Regions from separate parts of the Homo sapiens genome. Here region 2 is linked to region 1. The links are chromatin contacts, found by Hi-C or POLR2A ChIA-PET in ENCODE. All regions are on one chromosome and are shown on one strand. Each heading gives the region's core, a stretch centred on a gene start or an enhancer-like site at or near the end of the contact. The rest is flanking DNA. Distances are from core to core; before and after follow the strand shown. Region 1 holds the start of ALDH6A1 (aldehyde dehydrogenase 6 family member A1). Region 2 holds the start of GPATCH2L (G-patch domain containing 2 like).

Evidence for each region. A loop is a pair of places that touch in the nucleus more often than their neighbours do. ChIA-PET counts read pairs that join two places held with the same protein, here RNA polymerase II (POLR2A). Pooled maps may share reads with other maps.
Region 2: a loop to region 1 is called in a map of CD8-positive, alpha-beta T cell, with 6 times the contacts of the local background. The contact joins the promoter of GPATCH2L here to the promoter of ALDH6A1 in region 1. A Hi-C loop is called at or near these places in 1 of 168 maps with a recorded cell type or tissue (CD8-positive, alpha-beta T cell), 1 of 37 single-sample maps with no recorded cell type and 6 of 50 pooled maps. POLR2A ChIA-PET finds 5 or more read pairs at or near these places in 1 of 52 experiments (activated B cell).

The regions. Positions count from the first base shown.
Region 1 is chr14:74,081,887-74,085,702 of GRCh38, reverse strand. ALDH6A1 (aldehyde dehydrogenase 6 family member A1) reads left to right here and starts at 1,250. Exons shown (of 12, transcript NM_005589.4): 1 at 1,250-1,356. The coding sequence starts at 1,309. LIN52 (lin-52 DREAM MuvB core complex component) reads right to left here and starts at 747. Exons shown (of 6, transcript NM_001024674.3): 1 at 710-747. The coding sequence starts at 728. It also overlaps a transcript of BBOF1 not described here. RefSeq lists an enhancer at 659-838.
Region 2 is chr14:76,150,182-76,153,997 of GRCh38, reverse strand. GPATCH2L (G-patch domain containing 2 like) reads right to left here and starts at 2,076. Exons shown (of 10, transcript NM_017926.4): 1 at 2,007-2,076.

The DNA of each region.
Region 1 (3,816 bases), core at 1-2,500:
ACTTGAAATGACTTGCATTTTACACAATATATAAACAGAAATCGTTAATTCACTCAGCCTTAAGAAACAACACGTAAAGCAGATGGAAGACAGGTTGCGACCTGTGCAAGACGACACTTAAAAGCTCAATACTGATTCTCCTCGCGACTCTCAGGGCGAGGGGCCGAGAACGTCCCCCGCTTCTCTTGCTGCCACGGCAATGGTCCCAAACTGAGGAGACAGGAGAGAGATCATGTTTCTCTTGCGGTTCAGTATCGAGATGAGGTCAGCCAGCAGCCCTGCGAGGGTTTGTGAGAATCATTCCATCCGTGCGCTCAATCAGAAGAGAACTGATCCTTTCAATGGGTACCCCAAGGAAAAAACTACAGTAAGCCACGTCCTCCAGAAACATCTCCTCCTCGACCCTCAGCCTCGCCCAAATAGAGATAAGGAAGGCACAGGGCGACCCCCCTGTCCTTTTACCCAGAATGAGTCCCTCCCTAGTGCCCTCCTCCACACGCCTGGTACAGAGCGGGGAAACTGGGCACCTCCGGAGCTGCTGTGAAGAACCGGTGAGCTGAAGACGGCGATGGATCTCAAGAAAAAAAATAAAAGGGAAAGGAGAAGAGCCCAAGAAAGAAATGTATGTTCGAGGGGCAGAGACAGAGTGGATGTTCCCAGTAGAGCAAAGAAGGAGGCTGCAGGCAAAGATCTCTAAGCCGGCTCTTACCGTCTGTGGGAGACGCCATCTTCCAACCCATGTCACGTGACGTGGCCAACCGTCGGCGGGAAAACGAGGTTCCATAAGCCACGCCCCCAAAGAGAAACCCTATCCCCAACTCGCAGCCCAGTCTCATTCCCTCGCCTCATAGGGCAATCTTTGCCTAGCCCCGCCCCTAAGTATAGCCACGCCCCTTACGCGGATGTTGAGGTGGAGCGACTGCAAAATTCTTGAAGGGTCTTATTTACTTTTTTCAGTGGGGGGGTGGGGCCTCGGTTCCGCCCTTGGCCAATCGGAGTTCCAGGTTAGGGGGGCGTCTTCCCCGTGTGCTCGGTAGGGAGTGTCCAAGTCAGGGGCGTCTTCTCTACCTCCGCCTACGTCATTGGCTGAGGTGGCAGAGGGCGAGAGCATTTTCGCTCCTAACCAATCACTTATCCCCAGGACGGGGGTGTGAGGAGAGGAATCAGGTGTTCGGACCAGTGATTGGCTGGAGAAAATAGTCCTCCCCACCAATGAGGAAGCCTGGCAGGATGGAGGGCGAGGCCTGGCAGCTGTAGTGCTTCTGGGCAGTAGAGGCGCGGGGTGCGGAGCTAGGGCGGCCGAGAGCCATGGCGGCGCTATTGGCGGCGGCGGCAGTGCGAGCCCGGATCCTGCAGGCGAGTGAGGGTGGTGCCAAGGCACCATGAAGCTAGGAATTGGATCCTTTCCGTCCGCTCCCTGAGCCATCCTCGGGCGGGACCACCTTCTTGGCCCAACCCCTTTTTGGCCAGACCTCCTACCCGACCTGTGCGGCCCTGTCCCATGCCCAGCCCTCACTTCATAACCTCCCTGGTCCCGGATCCAACCCTGGGCTGTTACCCTTGGCCCTCTACCCTTTTACTCCTAAGCCTCCTCTTTTCTGGCTCTCGCCCACTCTCCTTCTCCAGCTCTGCCCGCTCCCTGCTGTCACTCTCTTGCCCTCATCTCTCCATCCGCCCACCGTCTTTCCTTTTTACCTCTGCACCAGCCTTCTCTCTCTCCCCCAGAAACTACTCTTTTTGGTTACTCTGTCCCCTGCCGTGAGCGTCCACTTTGCCATTGCTCCCTTCCCCCACCCTACTTCACTATCCGTGGTGATCTGAGGTAAGGGGGAGGGGGGACGCGAGGGGCGAGGGTCAGTGTATGAACTTTGAATTTCCTTCTAGAGGTGGACTCTAGATTTTCACCAAAGGCAGCCATTTGCTAAGCTATTTTCCCTAAGTGTGGCTCTTTGTATTTTCCATGGACTGGCTGTCCCCTTTCTTGCCAAAACTTTGAGTTAAACTTTTTCTCAGCTAAGTTACAGTTTACATAGATAGGGCACATCTACATAGATAGGGTAGATAAGGGCACACAGTTAAAGCTACCAGTATGTTCCATGTATGTTCAAGGTACCAAACATCTTTAAAACGGGTGATAGAAAGTGGGAGCCAGGTAAGACAAGAAGTCTAAGTTCCCACCCCAAAATCAGCTCTTCTAGTGCTACACACCCTCATCTCTGCACTTGGGGGATTGAGTCCTCTCTGAAGCCAACCTAAGGAGAAATGGTAAAGCTACAGGAGTTGCATGCCTGAGGCCTGTAATCTCCAACTCTGTTTATAGTCTTTCCCCTGTTCATGGCCTACCAAGGATTTAGAGTATGTGGCAAGATTTACCGCAGGCAAGAAACAGTCTGCAAGAAACAACAGTGCCGTTCTTATTCATTACATCCAGTCTGAGAATTTCCTCTATATTGCTGAGCTTTTAGGTAATATTAGTATTCACCAGGTTTCCGTGAGTTCTAGTAAAGAAACTTGGGCAGTTTTAAGATTCTTGGCAGAGTCAGCAAAGATTCATTTTTAAATATGCTATTTAATGGGGAAGGTAGAAAGGATGAGTTTGAAGGGTTTGGCAGATGGTCTGGCCTCACTCATATTTCTTGCTGCGATCCTTGTTCTGTTCTAGTATCTTTTTTTAGTAGCAGGAAAACAAAGTTTCCACCCTATATTTTTCTTACCAACTTCTTGAAATCTTTTACTGAAATTGGCTTTTTTCCTTTGCCTCCTCTTCCCCTCCCATCACAATGAGTCATTGAGAACCTTAAGAAAGTATTTTGTCCTTTTCCATCAAGGAGAAGAATCTCTCTTTCCATGTACTTTTATTTCAGAAACAGACACTATGTATTTTCTGATTCATTTGGAGAAACTTCTGAAGTGACCTGGAAAAGAACAGATAGAGTAATCCTCAGCCAACTAGGAGTTGTAACGTGAATCTTTGATTAAAAGTTCGATAAAAAGTAGCCTACGGGCCAGGCGCTGTAGCTCCTGCCTGTAATCCCTGCACTTTGGGAGGCCAAGGTGGGTGGATCACCTGAGGTCAGGAGTTCGAGACCAGCCTGACCAACATGGTAAAACCCCTTCTCTACTAAAAATACAAAAATTAGCCGGGTGTGGTGGCGGGCGACTGTAATCCCAGCTACTCAGGAAGTTGAGGCAGGAGAATCGCTTGAACCCGGAAGACGGAGGTTGCAGTGAGCTGAGATCGTGCCATTGCACTCCAGCCTGGGCGACAGAGCAAGACTCCATCAAAAAAAAAAAAAAAAAAAAAAAAAACCTCGATTTTGGCAGCCATGAATATTAGAGAACTATCAAAAGGATTTATAGAGGAGAAAGTTAATGTTTTCAATTATTTTAAGTATTCAGCTTATTTTTCTCTGCCACGAAGAGTAGTCAAACTTAACCTAAAACCTCTCTCTGCTCCTTGTGATATTATCACTCCCATGCAGAGATAAAGGAATGTTCGAGACAGGGTCTCGCTCTGTCACCCAGGCTGGAGTGCAGTGGTGCAATCACAACTCACAGCAGCCTCGACCTCCCACGCTGAAGTGATTCTTCCATCTCAGCCCTCCGAGTAGCTGCAACAACAGATCGTGCCCCCATGCCAGCTAATTTTTGTATTTTTTGTAGAGACAGGGTTTCACCATGTTGCCCAGGCTGGTCTTGAACTCTTAAACTCAAGCTATCCTCCCACCTCAGCCTCCCAAAGTGTTGGGACTACAGGCACGAACCGCTGCACCTGGGCAAGAAAATTACTCTTGAAGAGATGTAGCGACTTGCACT
Region 2 (3,816 bases), core at 827-3,326, 2.1 Mb before region 1:
ATGATGAGATCCAGAAAGATTAGAGACTGTCTCACTAGACAGGAACAGAAAAACATACAACTTCAAAATCACACTAGAGTTGTGGAAACACAGAGTAGCACATGGTCTCATCGAGGTATTGAGAATGAATGAAAAACTGTTCTTTGGCCTGGGGTCACTGCTGACAATGACCATGGCAGAAAGAAACAGAAAGACAACTTAGTGACACCATTTAAGGAAGAATGCAGTTTTCGTGATCCAAGAAATTGTAGTGACCCAGGTTTGAAGTCAGAATGGAGAAGAGACTAAGTTTGCGCCCATTCTGGTACCAACTACCACCTGGAAGCTACCAGGTATAGAACCTTATACAGTATGTCATATATTTTTGAATAATTAACAATTTTTAAGCCCCTCTCCTACCCTCCAGAAAATAAATGTTGGTCCTAGTTATGTGCTTCAGTGCCACACAATCACAGAAAACTAGGATACAATAGCAGCTGAAATGACAGGGATAGGGTGAAGTTTCTAAGATTTCTGGCCAAACTGCTTTCCAAAATTTCTTATTTTTCTGTTCATCCTCAAACCAAACATCACACTTCAGGGGTCACTTCAGAGACAAACATTTCAAGAAATGACAGTAGTAGGAGCAATCTTCAAAATTCCCCCTTAAGGGGAAATATTTAATTTGTACAGCATCTAATTAAATACATATTAAATTTTTAGCACTTTTCTCTTGCCTCTATGCCCAAAGTATTTCAAGATCAGCTTAAAATTCTAAGTGGTGCCACTCTCTGACCATATTCCCATTCATTCAGTTTTCACTTTGCAAAGGGCTTTCTAAAACCTATTTTCATGCTGTGCCTATGCCAATGAACTTAAAGACAGGAAAACAGTCCTCTGGCTTATCTGCCACACCTGTAGGAGCAATAGTGACACCTACTTCCAAAACTACCATACAAACGAAGCTTCTCAAAGTGTCCAAAAGCACATACATTTAAACAAGACCAAGTTCTTTTAAGCATTAAGAAGTGGTTTATCAACACCTGTGAAAAGAAGGGGAAAAAATGGGAAAAAAAAAAGTGGATTAAAATGCCATGATTGAGGTTTGGGAGACAACTGTCCCTAAGACCAAAATAAAGAAACAAGTGGGAACAGCATGTCAAAATCTACTTCCCTAATAAAGAATTACTGCTTTAAAAACTCAGGCAACAAAAATACAAAAAACAAAAACAAAAGAACAAATAAAAACCTCAGGCAGAACAGCACAAACTTGAACATGGAACGAAGTCATCAAACAACTTGCAGTCGAATGCCTGTGCAGAATCCTTTCCTGCCTCAAAGCCTGTAATTCCAACAGTAGTGACAAAAGAACCCTAGAACTCCCCATCTCCAGTCGCGGATGCACACTCTCGAGAGGACCCGGCGGCCAGGCACGCACCCGGGCAGAGATGAGGCTGAGTCACGCACAGGAAGGAACGGGTAGCTGGTGGACAGCAAGTAAGAAGAGAGACAGGAGCAGGGTGGAAGTGAGGGGCGGAGTAGGAGGTGGGAGAGGCAGGAGGCAACTGCTCATTTGGGCTCACGAGGGGCGGGGATCGGCTCTTCTAGGGCAGAAACTGCCAAAATGCAAGTCTTGGCGACTGAGCTCCCTCCGGGATCGGGGGTCGCAACATGGCCACATATATGACAAAAACTGTGTTTCGAAGGACTCTCCACCACGCCCCGGCCCGTCCCTGAGGGCTGGGGCGACCATGGCTCGGGACACCAAGCCCTCAGGCTGCAGCCCGCCCCAGAGAGGCAGAAAGAAGAAAGGGGAAGAGGGGGCTGTGGCCCCGGAGACGGCCCGACCCACATCCCCAGGGATGGGGACAAGGGCCCTGAAAAGCAAGGCCCCACCACCCTCACCCTCCGGCCGTCTGCCGCAGCCCCAAGACGCCCTTAGCCGCTCAGCCGCGGCTTGGCGCTCCGATCCCCTCTGGTACTAGCCCCCAGGACCCCAACACTCTCAACCCATTCCTCCCCCTCACCAGCTGCCGCAGCCACCTCCAACGGCCGCCGCTTTTTGGGCCGACTCTCACCGCCGGGGCTTCCCTCTCTGACCTCATTTCCGGTCTGGGCCGGAGGGGTGGGGCGGTGGCGAGTGGGAGGGGCTGGCTGCACGATTGGGCCCCTGACCCAGTGCTTCCGCCCGTGGCCACACCCACTTCCGCCCCGCGGTGGGCGGAGCCACAGGAAGCCAGGAGATGGGGCAGGGGACAAGGAGGGGTGTTGAATAGGGTCTGGCCGGGAAAGGGCGTCTCAGGGGTTGAGGTGCCCCACGTGGGGAAAGACCCCTGCATGCTGGCCTCATCTTCCTTAGGGGCTTCCAGAAATTGGGCGCTAGGCAGGGATGTCAGCTTATCTCTTGCTTTCTGACCTTTTTAATGGGTCTGTGAAGTTGAGGGGAAATGGATCTTAATGACGTCTACCCTGTGAGCTGGTACAACCTTTGGAAGAGGTTGTTTTGCACTGAGTTACTCAGAACATTTCAAATTGCCTTGAGCAATAAAACAAGTGATATTGGATTATAACTCAAAGTACAAAAGAAATATTCATGAGCCCATGCCGATATAAGTGATTGAATAAATTAACGAATGAGGAAGAAGAGATAAATCCCCCACAGAAGAATCTCAAATAACTTATGTAGACAGCCATCCTGCAGCATAACTTCTGCCTCCTTAAATGTGGGCTGTGCATAGTGACTTCCTTCCCAAAAGTACAACATCTGTAAAGGGGAAAATGAGTGATTTTACAGGGGAGAAACCTGGCAAACAGTAATTCAGCCAGGTGATCAAGACTATGTGCTAAATCATGTTGATAGTATGTGGAATGATATATGATGAGAATGGCACTTTATGGTACTTTCCTTCCAAATCTCATAACCCAGTCTAATTATAAGAAAAAAAAATCAGACAAACCCGAATTGAGGGACATTCTGCAGAGTGCATGACCAGTATTCTTCAAAATTGTTAAGATCAGCAAAGGCAAGGGAAGTCTAAGAAACTCAGAGCCAAGAGGAGCCTAAGGAGGCATGACAATGTAATATGGTGTCCTGGGTGTGACGCTGCAATTGAAAAAAGAACATTAGGTAAAAACTAAGGAAATCTGGATAAAGTATCAACTTTAGTTAATCATAATGTATCGGGCCGGGTGAGGTGGCTCACGCCTGTAATCCCAGCACTTTGGGAGGCCGAGGCAGGCGGATCACCTGAGGTTGGGGGATTGAGACCATCCTGGCTAACAGGGTGAAAACCTGTCTCTGCTAAAAATACAAAAATTACATGGGCATGGTGGCACGTGCCTGTAATCCCAGCTACTCGGGAGGCTGAGGCAGGAGAATCACTTGCACCTGGGAGGCGGAGGTTGCAGTGAGCCAAGATCGCACCATTGCACTCCAGCCTGGTCTACAAGAGTGAAACTCCGTCTCAAAATAATAATAATAATAATAACGTATCAATATTGGTTGCAATTGTGAGATGTGTTATACTTCTGTAAGAGTGAATAGCCTGGTGTGGTGGCTCACACCTGTAATTCCAGCACTTTGGGAGGTTGAGGTGGGCGGATCACCTGAGGTCAGGATTTCGAGATCAGCCTGGCCAACATGGTGAAACCCCGTCTCTACTAAAAATACAAAAAATTAGCCAGGTGTGGTGGCACATGCCTGTAGTCCCAGTCCCTACTCAGGAGGCTAAGGCAAGAGCATCGCCTGAGCCCAGGAGGCGGAGGTTGCAGTGAGCAGAGATCGAGCCACTGCACTCCAGCCTGGGCGACAGAGTGAGACTCAGCCGTCACAAAAAA